Regions from separate parts of the Homo sapiens genome. Here region 2 is linked to region 1. A link is a contact called in ENCODE Hi-C or POLR2A ChIA-PET data. All regions are on one chromosome and are shown on one strand. The core of a region is the stretch at or near the end of the contact, and the rest is flanking DNA. Distances in the headings are between cores, read along the strand shown.

What was found. Hi-C counts contacts between places; a loop is a spot of excess contacts on that map. ChIA-PET counts read pairs that join two places held with the same protein, here RNA polymerase II (POLR2A). Pooled maps may share reads with other maps.
Region 2: a map with no recorded cell type shows a loop between it and region 1 (5-fold over the local background). The contact joins the promoter of TLR5 here to the enhancer-like site in region 1. A Hi-C loop is called at or near these places in 1 of 37 single-sample maps with no recorded cell type and 1 of 50 pooled maps. POLR2A ChIA-PET finds 5 or more read pairs at or near these places in 2 of 52 experiments (OCI-LY7 and naive thymus-derived CD4-positive, alpha-beta T cell).

Annotation. Positions count from the first base shown.
Region 1 is chr1:221,777,217-221,783,565 of GRCh38, forward strand. No RefSeq gene overlaps it. Among named protein-coding and RNA genes, the nearest start is that of DUSP10, 38 kb to the left of the region's middle. RefSeq lists enhancers at 354-443, 514-563, 594-643, 1,694-1,743. Within about 2 kb of position 1,460, at least 8 of the 41 ENCODE cell types and tissues checked have a DNase peak (open chromatin) inside an H3K27ac peak, as active enhancers do.
Region 2 is chr1:223,141,747-223,148,808 of GRCh38, forward strand. It overlaps TLR5 (toll like receptor 5), which reads right to left and starts at 1,502. Exons shown (of 6, transcript NM_003268.6): 1 at 1,450-1,502; 2 at 1-17. LOC124904522 (a long non-coding RNA gene) reads left to right here and starts at 1,609. Exons shown (of 2, transcript XR_007066895.1): 1 at 1,609-1,852; 2 at 6,142-7,062. RefSeq lists a silencer at 1,291-1,660.

The DNA.
Region 1 (6,349 bases), core at 210-2,709:
AAGATTTTCAGTACAGTAGAGATGTGATCTCATTGTGACTCTCAGAAGCTGTGCTTAGGCTTTCAGTCAATAGGCAACCTCTTTGGGGATAAAAGAACCATCTTATTCACAATGGCTTGCTGTACAAAAAAAATTAGAATAAAAGAATTATTTAATTCGTTGATTTATTCACTACTTTTTAGCATTTATGATGTGCTCAGCAGTGAGTTGTGTGCTTATAGAGGGTGGTGGAATGAGCGGCGGTAATATAAGAAAGTACTTGAAATTTGATGCTGCTTTTAGGGGAAGCCAATGTGGCCACTTCTGCTTTCTTATTGACTATTGGAAATGTAGTACAGTACTAGTAATTGTACTCTGGAATGGGCCAGTGGAAGCCAATTCGGAAAAAGCGGTCCAAGGAAGACTATAATGCTTGGAAGGAGAAGGGGAAAATGACAGAGGAAAAGAAGAGAAAAGATGGAGAGAGAGAAAGAGAAGAGAGAAAAAAGAAATTATAACTTCTTCCACCTTTAAGGAAGTGATGAGCCCACATATAGCCCAGGTGATTTTGAGCTAAATATAAAGCTTGTGAATTCCCCCCAGTGCCCAATTTGGCCCCTAGAGGTGGAGACAAGTTCAGTGGCCACAAAACCAGAGACTCTAAGTTCATAGAAGGGAGGAGAGAATGGTAGATGTGTGGGAGCAGGGAATTTACCTGCTTCCTGTTTCGGCCCCTTTTGCTAAAGTGAAATGCTGTGGTTTTGCTGGTTATACTTGTTAATACAATTCCCTCCCCTTGCAGGATATGTGTGTGGTAACGGCACCATCTGGGTTAGCGAAATAGATACTCCGAGGTATAACACACTAAACACAGCAGGATGTTTATAAAATTCTTAATCTGGGCCCTTTGGACCACCAAGAATAGACATAGAGATTATACAAGCAAATTACTAAATCAGGCTGAAACCAGACATATAAGCATTTTCATAAATACTTAAAAATTTACCTATACCACGAGAGGCCAACTCTCAGACCATTCTCTGAGAAATACTAGACCACCCTGAGATGCTGGTACCTTAAGCACACATTGTCTCTTCTTGTTATGTGGTCATCACCACCAGGATATCCGCCCCTCTCCTGCCCTGAACATCTAGAGCAATTTGGCTGGGCACAGTGTTCTTTCCAGAACATTTGATTGCTATACTTACATAAGGAGAAAACTCTATTTTCATTTGAAGACTTCAGACCTCCTTCACAAAGTGATACTGCAGTGAGGAAAAAATGCAAACTGAGGAGCCACGAAAGCTTGCAGCTGAAACAGTGGGGTCTTAGACAAATGATTTTGCCTCCTCATCTGTACCACAATAATAAGAAAGTTCATCCGACAGAAGTATTTGAAAAAAGCATCTGCTTTCATGTCTGGCACATAGTAGGCATTCCAAGAAGGCTAGTAGCTCTTACCCACGCCCCTTTTGAGGTGATTTTCGCTTACAACCAAGCCAGAAGGAAGTCATAAAGCTCACGGGCCTTACATAGAGAGGAAGCATCAGAGAGTTCTCACTCACAGCCCTCACTGCTCAGTGCAGGAGCCGCCCCAGTTGACAGGACTCACTTCCTCTGTCTACACTCCCAAACCTTCTGTGCCCAGCAGTGTGTGCACATCTGTCTACACTGAGCTCTAACCAGAGTGCCTGGTTGGGGTCATGACCTGGCTCATTCAGCAGCATGAGCTGGAAAGGACTTTGGCTAATAGGACACCTGGTATCCAATAAATTCCCCACCCTGTATTTGTGACTGCTAAAAAGCCGAGTACAGATGATAGGCAATTCATTTTGATGGTAAAGAGTGGCCCGTTCAGGGGAGAAAAAGGGAGTCCCCTAAAGAGACCCTGGGTGCTCAATGCCAGGAGCAGAGTGAGCTTGTGTACGGGATGTGTGCTAAGGATGTGTATAGCATGGTGAGTTACATTTTTAAAAAATCACAAAAAATGTACAGGTCTAGGGCTGAAAGTTCTTAGAGCTGCCTCACAAGAGTTGAGGTCCTTTCCCATTGTTTGCAATCTCAGATTGGTTCTTCTTCCCAGGGGCACATGGCACATAGCACTTTGGTGATGGGGACTGCTTTGCTGATGTCAGGGTCAAGGGGTGCATGGACCATGGGCAGAGTGCTGGGCTCAGCCAAATGGTTCTGGGTAGGTCTTGCCTCTTGTAGCTTCAGTTTTCTCTTTTGTCTGGTGAAGTTATTACGAAAACTCATCTCTAGCCTTGGCTTATGGGATAATATTCTTGATAGGACTTTGAAAATTTGAGATTTTGATAGAAGTGTAAGGGAGCAATTTTTTAGATTGGTTCTATGTGCCAAGGGGGAGAGGGCAAACAAAGGCACATTGGGGTGCTGGTTATGAGTTTGCTTGCACACTCGCAGTGTTCTCTTCCCTGGTCTGGGGCATTGTGTCTGTTCACACAGTTGAAAACCAATGGTGGCCGTGGGCAGCCCTGGACCTCCTAAGGACACAAGGCGAAACCAACCACCTAGCCACAAAACAGACGCAACCAGAGCCTAGCTAGCTCTCCAGCCTCTGGGCTCTCCCTGCATGGACGGCCACTCTACCTACCTCTAAGACCTATCTGGGCTTGGAAAAGGAAGCTCCTGAGCAGCCTCAGCCCTGATGGTGAACTCAGCATCAAGCCACAGCTTCTATCAGTCAGCCTGGAGAAAGCAGGCCCAGAGATGCACATTAGGATCCTGCCTGGCTCACAAATTCCTCTGCAGTGAAGTGACAGGAGTCAAGCTAGTATTGCAGCCTGAGTCATGTCACCTCCCTTGCAGGTTTCCTTAAGGTCATGAGTCTCCTGTGCATGGATTCATAATCCATGATCCAGTTTGAGTAAGTTGGCCCATGGTTTAGGCTTTGGTCCCCAAGCTTCTGTTTTGATATCTGTCTGCTATTCCCTGTCCTTCCCCTGCAACAATCCCATCCTCAAATCCAGTTTTCCTGCATTTCCAAATAGCACCTTCTCCGCTATGGTAGACAGCTTCAAGGTAGTCCCCACTCATCCTCACCTTGAAGCCATACCCTTGAGCAGTTTGCTCTCACATTCACTCGGGGTGACCTGTGTGACCACAGTAGCATGCAGCTGACGTGACAATGTACAACCTCTGAGGTGAGGTCATGGGAGATGTCGCGGCTTCTGTCTTGTGCCCTTGGACCCATCCCCCTGGGGAAACCAGCCACCTTGCCATCAGCCCCAGCAGCCTTGTGGGAGGTTCCCTGGGGAGGAACCAGAGCTGTCCACGAAGGGTCAGGAGCCACCTTGGAAGCAGATCCCAGGGTCCAGGCAAGCCTTCATAAGACTGTATCTGGCCGACATTTGATTGTGACCTCATGTGAGACTTTGGGCCAGAACCACCAACAAAGCTGCTCCTGAATTCCCAATTCACAGAAACCGTTAGAGAATAATTATTTTAAGTTACAAAATTTAGGGGCTACTTGTCAAACAGATAACAGAACCAGAGAATAGATAACCAATACACCTGCTTCTCTAGTTTCCTTAAGGCAGTGCTCCACCTACCCATTGAACACCCCATTATACTCAGGGAAGATGACCCCCAAACCCTATCACCTCTCACCCGATCATGTGCTAGTGATTACTGTGCTAGTACTTGCTAATTCTATTCCATTCCTATTACTCCGTCTTGCTGTGAGTACAAAAGCCAGGCTTTTCTATGAGTTCTGAAATAACAGTGTAATGAGGCAAATTCAAACTAGCACTAAGAAGATACTCAGAAGGGTAAAGTTCCCAGGACACAGACAACCCTATAGACTAGGCTTGCTCTAAGTGTTAATCCCTTTGCAGATACATTCTGTAGGTAAGAAGGCAAATGCCTTTTCCAAAAGGGCCTGTGTCCATTTCACAGATGAGGAAACTGGGACTTATGCAGAGCCTTGCTAGGCTTGGTGTATGTGAGGGCTCAGCACACTGGTTGACCAGCCTGCTGTGGGGTCTCTGTCTTACCCATGAGTCATGCTTTCTGCTTCCAGGGATGCAGTCTGGTATTGAGCCACTTATGGCCTTTTTCCCTCAATACACTTGACCCAGTTCACTTTGGGGAAACTGAAGTGAAACTGCATGATATCATCTGGCCGTTGCCCAACTGCAAACTGCCCTGTCCCTCCAGGTTGCACAGTTGCAGAGGGATTGTCACCTGATGCAGCTGGACCCTCTGGGAAAGGAGGAGAAGCCGGGGGTAAAGGCGAGCAAGGCAGAGGCATTGAAACCAGAGCCAAGCACCAGTGCGTGCAGCCCTGATACAGGCCCCACCATTAGCTGACAAATTGGAATAAATAAATATGATAAATCATCTCCCCAGCCATCTTGTGAAAGGGCTTCCGAAATGCAGTGTCATTATCGGTTCCCTTACTGGTGTTCTTACAGATACATTTTAAAATGTCAACCTGAAATGGAAGCTCCAAGCCTCAAACGTTACAGAAAAATGGATTTTGTAACAAGACACTTTCTCATTTGGGCTCCTTCTCTCTGCCTCCTGCAAAAATGCTCTCTTGAGCTGACTGAAATCTGTAGTTAAATAATAGTAAGGCAAGAGGTAAATTGAAGCAGAGAAAGGTCTAGAAACAGCTTGCTATTGCAAAAAGATGGCAAGTCACAGAAAGGAAGGAAGATGACCATTCAAGATGGACATGGGCAAGCCTAGGAGACCTGTGTGTGGCAGTGGCTGTCCTGAGGGGTGGAAGTCGGGGTAAGTGATGGGAGAACCATGAGTACTCACCAACCTGCCCCACCTCTAGCCTCTTCTCCAGAACCGGTTTTCCTTTCTCCCCCTGAATTTGAATGAGAAATGTGAGGTGTCAAGTATATCCATGAAACCTCAAGAATATATGACATACCATTTTTGAATTCAGAGTTGGAAGCTGCCCTGAGGACAACGTGGTCCTCAATATGGTGCTGGGCCTGAAGGCCATTCCACTTTGCAGGAAAAAAGCTTTGGGGACACCTTCTCTGGTGGGGGCCAGTATTTGTTGAGGTCCTGCAGCACTGTCCAGGTGTCAAACATACCTTGGCCACAACACTGATTCATTGGCGTTTTTGAAAGAAACATATCTTGTCTACAAGAACGGGCATCTGTGTTCTCTGACCACCTGAGAGCATGATAAACAATGTTAAGAGTAGCAGCTAATACTTAGATAGCACTAACGGTGCAAGCAATGTTCTAAGTAAAGTATGATTATTATCTCATTTAGTTCTCACAACAAATTGATGATGGAAGAATGACTGATATCCTCATTTACAAGCAAGGAAACTGAGGCTCCAAGAGTTTCAGTAACTGACCTAGATTCAGCTGGCTAGTAAGCAACAGAGTTGGTATTCAGCCCAGCTCTTCCTCTCCAGTGCCTATGTTCTCTCCGTTGCTCAGGATTTCCAGCAGCACAGGCTCACCAGAAATGTGGAGCTACATTCCAGGAAACCTCTGAGAGGCCACACAAGCCACTCCTCTTTGAAAAACAGTGTCATTATCCCTGCAAAAGGAAGGGAGCAAAGTCAGGTGGCTCCCGAACCATTAAGAACCCCATGGCATTGTCCTTTTGCTTGTGGCTTTTGTTTTGTTTTTTGTTTTTTTCTCAGCATGGATTTTTCCTTTCCTCATTTTTTTTTTCTTTTTGTCTCTGGCACCATGATAGGAAACTAGCCTGCTTTCTAGACCCATTATGGGTAAGTGACCCAGAAACCCAGGACGCTAACATGAAAATTGCAGGCTGGTGAGGAATCATGGGAAGACCCTGAGCTTGAGAAATCAATGGGCTTAGGTGTGGCTCCCGGCTCTGCCACTTACAAGCTACATATTCTTGGTGAAATACAGAAATGTACCTGGGCTTAAACTCCTCATCTGTAAAACAGGGATTAACAAAAGCCTACTGTGTTGGGTTGTTGTGCTGTCAGGGACACAGTGAAACCAAGTGTGTGGTTCTGGCTTTATGATGAGTATTTGATGAATAGCAGCAACTGTTAAGTGTTAAATGAAGAAGATTCTACTTCTGTGGGGAAGTGTACCTTTTTTTCCTTTCCATTTCATTTTTAGAAATGTGGATTTTGGTTGTGCACCACAATTTACTTTCCCTCTGCCTATTTTATGCAGAGGTATAGGGAGGTCACACTGATTGATTTAAGAGGGCTTTGCCTGCATTGATAACAGTGTGGAATCATTTTGCAACAGACAGAATGTGGAATGCTATTTTTTCCCTACCGTGTGCTAGAGCGCATTTTTTTTTAACAATCTACCAGGCCCCTAAGCAGAGCGATTGACCCCTGTAGTCAATTGCATGGGAGCTCTGGTGAGGAGAGGAGAGCTCTAG
Region 2 (7,062 bases), core at 252-2,751, 1.4 Mb after region 1:
TGGGCGGCAGAGTGAGACTGTCTCAAAAAAAAAATTACATATATATATATATATATATATATATATATATATATATAGAGAGAGAGAGAGAGAGAGAGAGAGAGAGAGAGAAAGAGAGAGAGAGAGATTATTTTTGTACTGCTTAGTAATTAGCTTTAGCACGGTCTCTCCTCTGGGACCTCCCCTGGAATTTCCCCACAATCCAGTAACTGAATAATTAGCATCCAGCCCCACAGAACTTCTCCCAGGGCCCTGCTCCAGGGCTTCCCTTCTGACTGGCTGTGCATGGCACACTGGGAATTGTTTTCTGCCCACAAGAACAAGGGTGAACTGAGTCAAGGAGTCCAAGAGATCTTGGACGCACTTCTCAGAATTCGGAGGGGCTGGGTAAATGCAGGAGAAAATTGATGAAACCACATTGGCCCTGCAAGAGCCTGACTGCTCCTGCACGGTAGCTACCCCTAGCATTAGCGGGGAGTCACCAATGCCTCTTCCAGGCACTGAGCAAGAGGGCGGCATTACAGATGCACTTGCCGTCCAAACAGATCATCTCATTGACTAGGTGACTGCTCAGCAACAGTATCTGAAGGACACTAGGGTTACTCTGCTTGTTTGCAGTTCACGGTGCTGGACGGATGTGTTCCCAACACTAGGTAACAACACCGCTCTCCCTCCTCCGGGAGAAAGCCGCAGCCGTCGATTCCCACCCAACAGGGCCTCAGCGCCTTCCCAGGGCAGCACCCTCACTCCTGCAACCACCAATCACCCAAGCCACAGCATGGTCCCAGACCCACCCTCGCCCCTTAGGAAATGGCTTTCCAATTGTGTTTTCACAGGAGCATGGCCACTGGGCAATGATCTTCACAGGCAGGCTTTTTTTTCCCCCTCTCAACATAAAGGCCAGCAATATTTACCACGGAGTCTTGGCCAGTGTGCACTGCCTGGTGCTGTGGGGTGGGGTGTTTAGGGCCTTTTGTTGAGCAGCTCAGTGACTTTCTGGGATTTCCATGGCCCTGCTGGAGATGGCCCTCTGTCTCCCTTTTCCAAGGAAGAAAGTGACTGGGGACAAGCCACCTGCCTCTTCCACAGGGTGGGGGCGAGAGTGACAGCGAGACAGCACAAGAAGGACCCGCTCTGTTTCAAAGCGAGGATGTGAGTGACTTCGTCTGTGCCGAGGTCTCTTCGTCTCCAACCTGCCGGGCACAGGGCACCCACATGACACGCTCACCCCGTCCCTGGGCCGAGGGACCCCACGTCTCGCGGGTGCCGCGGGGCAGAGAGCGCCGCCTAGTGAGGCGGCGCGAGTTGGACATAGACTGGAAAATAGACCCGGACAGCCCGGGAGGAGGGCGGAGAGGAGTCCGACCTCCGCAGGCAGCCGCGTCCCCGCCCCGCGCTGCCTACGACTTAGGGCCCCCGGCCCATCCCCTGCCGCTGCAGGGCGCTCACCTCTGGGACGCCTCCCCGCGCCGCCTGCGCCACGGTTGGCTCCTCCCGGACGCAAAAGCGGCGCCCTCGCTCGGGCTCCTGAAAACCTCGCGGCCCCGCCCACGGAAGGGCCCGCCCACCTGCCAGGCCACGCCCCCGTCTCGGCCACGCCGCAGCTCAGGGTTTTCTCTGAGGGCTGTGAGAGGCTAGGCCCGGGGAGAGGAGGCAGAGGTTATGCTCCGGTCTCTGCAGACTTCCACAGTGTCTATCGAGATCACACATGCCAGCATTGCCCCCTCCCATCCTCTCCTCATCGTACGGAGGAGGAAACCCAGGCCGAAGACCTGAAGTGTCCAAAAGCACAGCCAGGCCAAAGAGAAGCACCATCCCATGTTCTCCCACTCCCACTCCGGTGCTTCTTCAGGTAGGCTAAACTTCAGGCTAAAATGTGAAGATCACAGTGACACATTCCTGTCAGCAGAATCTGCTGCATATGTTTGGGAGCTGGGGTGTTTGGAAGCTCCGATTTTGTGTGGAGGACCCAAGAGAGAAGACAGACCCTTCCTGTCCTATAAGAACAGTGCTCCTCCTGCCCTAACTTCTCTTTTCCTTTTTCTAACTCCCTCTGCCTATGGGGTTTGCTGAAACTTTCAGGAAAAGGGACGTGTCAAAAGAAAGAAATGGACACCCCAGAGGCCGTGCAACCACAGGGTTAAAAGGAGGTAGCCTTATGAGAAAGCGGTGGAGTGGCTTTCTGGGGTGAAACCCAGTTCAAGGACAGAAATAGCACTGTCTTGAGTTAAGACTGGTGGTGGGGGAAGCCTGGGGGTGGGGCGCAGACTGCAGGCGGAGGAGCTCCCTGCCACCTGCCACTTGGGGTGTAATCACAGAGCAGCTGACACTCCCCACTCACTGCCTGGAGGAGCTTGGCGGTGGGATCGGGCAAGGCGGGAAAGATAGGTGTAAAACAAAGCCTGGCACTTAATTACAGTGCAAAGATCTCATTATAGAGTCTTCTCAGCTCCCCTCCTCGGCTGGCAGCTTGAAGCCTGAGTGACAAATTGCCTAGGTAGGTCTCCAAGGGCTGTATGTAGAGGGATGAAACCACCTCCCTGCCCACCCGAACCCCACTGTGGGGGCTGTGGAGAGGGAGGGGATGTTCACACTCTGGCATATGCAGGGGGCAGTGGGGAAGTCTGTAAGGGCACCTAGAAAGCAGTAAGAGCTGGGAGCCACAGTGGCCCTAGCCTGACATAAATAACACCTTGCTGGGGCAAGCCCAGTGTTCCCTCTTTTGGTAGTGGAACCGAGGGCAAGGTTGGGGACAGCTTGACGTGTGGCACTGTTTACTCTGCATCATAGGTGGATGCTGCAAGACCAGCAGGGGCCTGGCTTATCATGCAACTTTGTGAATATGTGGGAGAGAGGAGCCTTCCAGACGGTGTTATGGCCTCCCAGGAACTCCCAAAGCCCCCTCCCCAGGGTGGCATCTGGTTTTGGACACTGGTTTCTGTCACTGAGCTCCAGGGACTCATGTCACACCTGGAAGAACTTTTAGATTCTGTCTGCCTGGCCATGTCTTCCAACAGCCGAGATCATTGAGGAAGATGACAACTTCTACCTGAACAGCCAGGACAGCTTAGGGTCTTCTCACATGTGGACCTTGAAATGCACTTCTGTTATTTTTCTCCAGTATATTCAGGGGAAGGGGGCTGGTGATCAAAGCTTTTGCTGAGCAGGAACAGAAGGGTTGTCACTTGCTTTTTTCTCCACTGAAACCTAGAGTAGCAAACACATCCTCGGGGTGCTATGTGATGCTCACAGGCAGAGCCCTGCCAGAGGTTCCCGTCATTCCCATATATTAAACCTTCAATGTCTTCCCTATGAACTACAAACAAAGTTTATATTCTAGGTCAAAACCCCATCGTCTAGCCCCTGACAACTTCTCTAGGCTTGTCTGCTTCCAGCCCCAACCTCCCAGTCCCCAGCCTCAGCAGCTGCCTTCCACTTGCTTAAGGTCTTCACGCATGCTATTTCTTCTACCTGGAATACTCTTTCTCCATGACTTTGCGTAGCTCACTCCTACCCACATTTTAGTGTTCCCTGTAATGTAACTTCTTCAAAGAGAACTTCCCTAACTCTTCTAATTAAATTAGGTCCCTCCCATTATTCTTCCTCTTTATAACCTATTCTTTTCCTTCACAACTCTCATTTCAATTTATGATTTTACATGGACATGTTTATTGGTTCAAGGTCAGCCTGTCCTTCATACTTAATAGATTTAATAGACTGTAAGCCTCACGAGGGTAGGGGCCATGTCTGATTTGTTCACTTCAAATCCAGTATCTGACAAGTGTCTCCCTATAAATATTTATTGATGAATGAATGAGTGAATGAATGATATCAGCAATCTTTATCTTAAAAGATAAAATTAGAACTCAATAAACTTGTAAACATAAGCAGTAGTGACTATTTCCATTAAAAAAGGTAGCAACCAAAACAAGATTCAAGGAAATACAAATACCAAGGTTTATTAGGTACTTCTTAAAACTAACCATCCATTCAACAAATGTGTATTAAGCTTCCGTAGCCCTTGTGCTTCTTGCCAGAAATACAAATCTAAATACGATCTGGCTCTCAGGAGCTTGCAGCCTGGGGGAGTAGGGTTGGACATGTAAATAAATGGTTATAGTGTAATTTGATAAATGCTGCAATAATATAGGTATCTAACTCTGCCTGGGAGTGCCTATATCTGGGACTTGGTGAAAAAGAAAAAGATGACTTTGTCACCTGGACGGGACAGAGGGAGGGCATTCTGGGCAGGAGACGAATGAAGGAATGTGGCTCATTTGGGGAACTGCCAGTGGTTTGGTAAATGGAGCGCAGGTTGTGTGAAGGATGGAGGCGGTTGAAGAGGTAGGTAGGCAATCACCAGATCCCACGTTCATGCACATGTGTTCTGCTGAGGAGTCTGGGCTATGCTCTGCCTCCCTGTAGGGCTTGGGGATCCACTGGATGGTGTTAAGCAATGGAGTGGCACCACACCTTCATATTTATAGACAAGAAGTTATAACCCTAATGGCAGTGTGTAAAATGAATGGAATGGGGGATGGGATGGTTAGCAGAAAGTAAGCCCAGTTAGGAGGCTACAGCAATTGTCTAAGCAACGATAATAAGAGTCTAAATTAAAGCAGTGGCATTCATTCATCTCTGTTGATATATATTATTTGATGGTTAGTTTTTTGATGATAAATATTTGTTGATGCTTAAAATATATTTTGATGCATAATATTATACCCCATCCCATGCTAGGTGGTAGGGTATAATATTAATAGTCAATATTTATTGAGTGCTTACCATGTGTCCTGTTCTTTTCTAAATACTATACATGCATTAACTGATTCAACCCTCACCACAACCCTATGAATCAGTACTATTATCATCCCCCATTTTACCAATGGGGAAACTGCGGGAGAAGAGGTCATATAACTTCCACTTACTTAGATACCTAATAATTGATGGAGTCAGGATTTGAATCAGGTAATTGGGCTGCAAAATTCATGCTGTTAAGCACCATCCCTTACTGATATTGTGGTAATGAACAAGCTGGACAAGGTCCCTGGTCTCATGGAACTTACATTCTGGCACTGGAGATGTAGAGGAGAAGACAGAGTGGGGCAAGGTTTAGATTGTAGAATCAGAAAAACTGGATCCTTATAAGAGAAAGAGCAGTCAGGGCAAATTCACAAGACACTGGCTTTGTGATTGGTGGATAGTTGTGTCAGTCATGGAGTTAGGAAATACAAGCTAGGGGTGGTAGGGTGGCGGAAGGTGAACTTGGAGGGATGAGTTCATTTTGGGATAAACTGGTGTTGGACTGACTGTGGGATATGGAGGTGGAGCCATCGAGTGAGCAGTTGAAGTCATGTGTCCAGAGCATAGAAAAGATGTTTATATGGAGACAATGGGGGGATCAAAGATGGGGGGACAGTTGGAGACATAGGCGGAAAACAATAGCTAGAAGACAGGCTTAGTCCAAGAGTTCATAAAGGAAAAGATTGATAAATTCAACTGCCTTAAAATGAAGACCTTGTGTTCATCAAAAGACATATTTAAAAGAATAAAAAGATAGGAAACAAAACCAGAGAGATGCTTGCAACACATATAACTGCCACAGCCCAAGCATCCAGATTATCTTCAGAACTCATACAAATCAGTAAGAAAAGTCAGTAGAAAAATGGACAAAAGATACAGGCAGATACTTCATAAAAGAGGAAATATAAGATGACCAATAAATAAATGAAAAAGTACCAAACCTCATTAGAAATCTTAGAAATGCAAATTAAAGCTATAATACATCACATATTATATAAATCATATTGGCCAAAAATAAAATGTCTGACAATAAAAAGTGTTGGTGACGATATGGTGCAAACAGAATTCTCACTTGTTGCTAGTGGAAATGTGAATTGGTATAACCACTTGGTAGAAGTTTGGCACTGTCATGGAAACTTGAAGATTCACATGCCCTAAGACCTAGGAACTCCATGCCTAGGTGCATAACCTGATATGCTCATATGCCACAATATATATACGAAAATCTGTAAGGCAGCATTGTTTGTTATATCCTTTGTACTAGACAGCTTCTATGATGGCTCCCTAAGATTTCTGCCTCCTGATATTCATGCCTTTCTGTAATCTTCTCTCCTTAAGTGTGAACTGGACCCAGCAACTTCTTCTAACAAATAGAGCATGACAAAATTGATGGGATATCACTTCTGAGATTAGATTACAAAAGGATGTGACTTCTGCCTTGCTCACACTCTCTCTCTGGCCCTCTTGCGTGCTTGCTCTCATGAAGCTGGCTGTCATATTGTCAGCTGCCCTATGGAAGGACCCATATGGCAAGGACTCAAGGGAAGCCTCTTGCCAACAGCTGGTGAGGAACTGAAGCCATCAGTCTAACAGCCTGTGATAAAATGGTTCTTGCCAACAACCACTTAAGCGAATTCAGCATCGAATCATCCCCAGCTCAAGCCTTAAGATGAGACCATAGCCCCAGCTAACACCTTGATTACAGTCTTGTGAGAGACCAGAGCCAGAGGACCTAGCCAAGAGTCCATGCCTGGAGTCTCAATCTACAGAAACTGTCACATAATACATGGTGTTTTAATCCACTGTGTTTTGGCATGATTTGTCACACAGCAAGATAACTAATACAAATCACCAAACTAGAGATCCCTCAAATGGTCATCAAAAGTAGAATGGATAAGCTGGGCTGGGCTCAGTGTCCCATGCTTGAGCCCAGGAGCTCAAGATTGTAGTGTGCAATGATCACACCTAGAAATAGCCACTTCACTCCATCCTGGGCAACATAGTGAGAGCCAAAAATAAAAAATAAAAATAATAAATAAATAGGAGTCATTGAATGAATTTCAAGGTGGGAGTGGCCAATGGTGCCAACTGTTCTAGAGTCAAATACCAAAAGAAGTGAAGTTTCCCGACTGGATGCGACAAGTTGCAGGTTTGCAGACCTGATTCTGAGATGGCCCTCGAGATTCCCATCTTTGGCACCCCTCTCCATTTTTGTGGGTGGGATCTGTGACTATAATGGGATCACTGCTCCCTTGATTA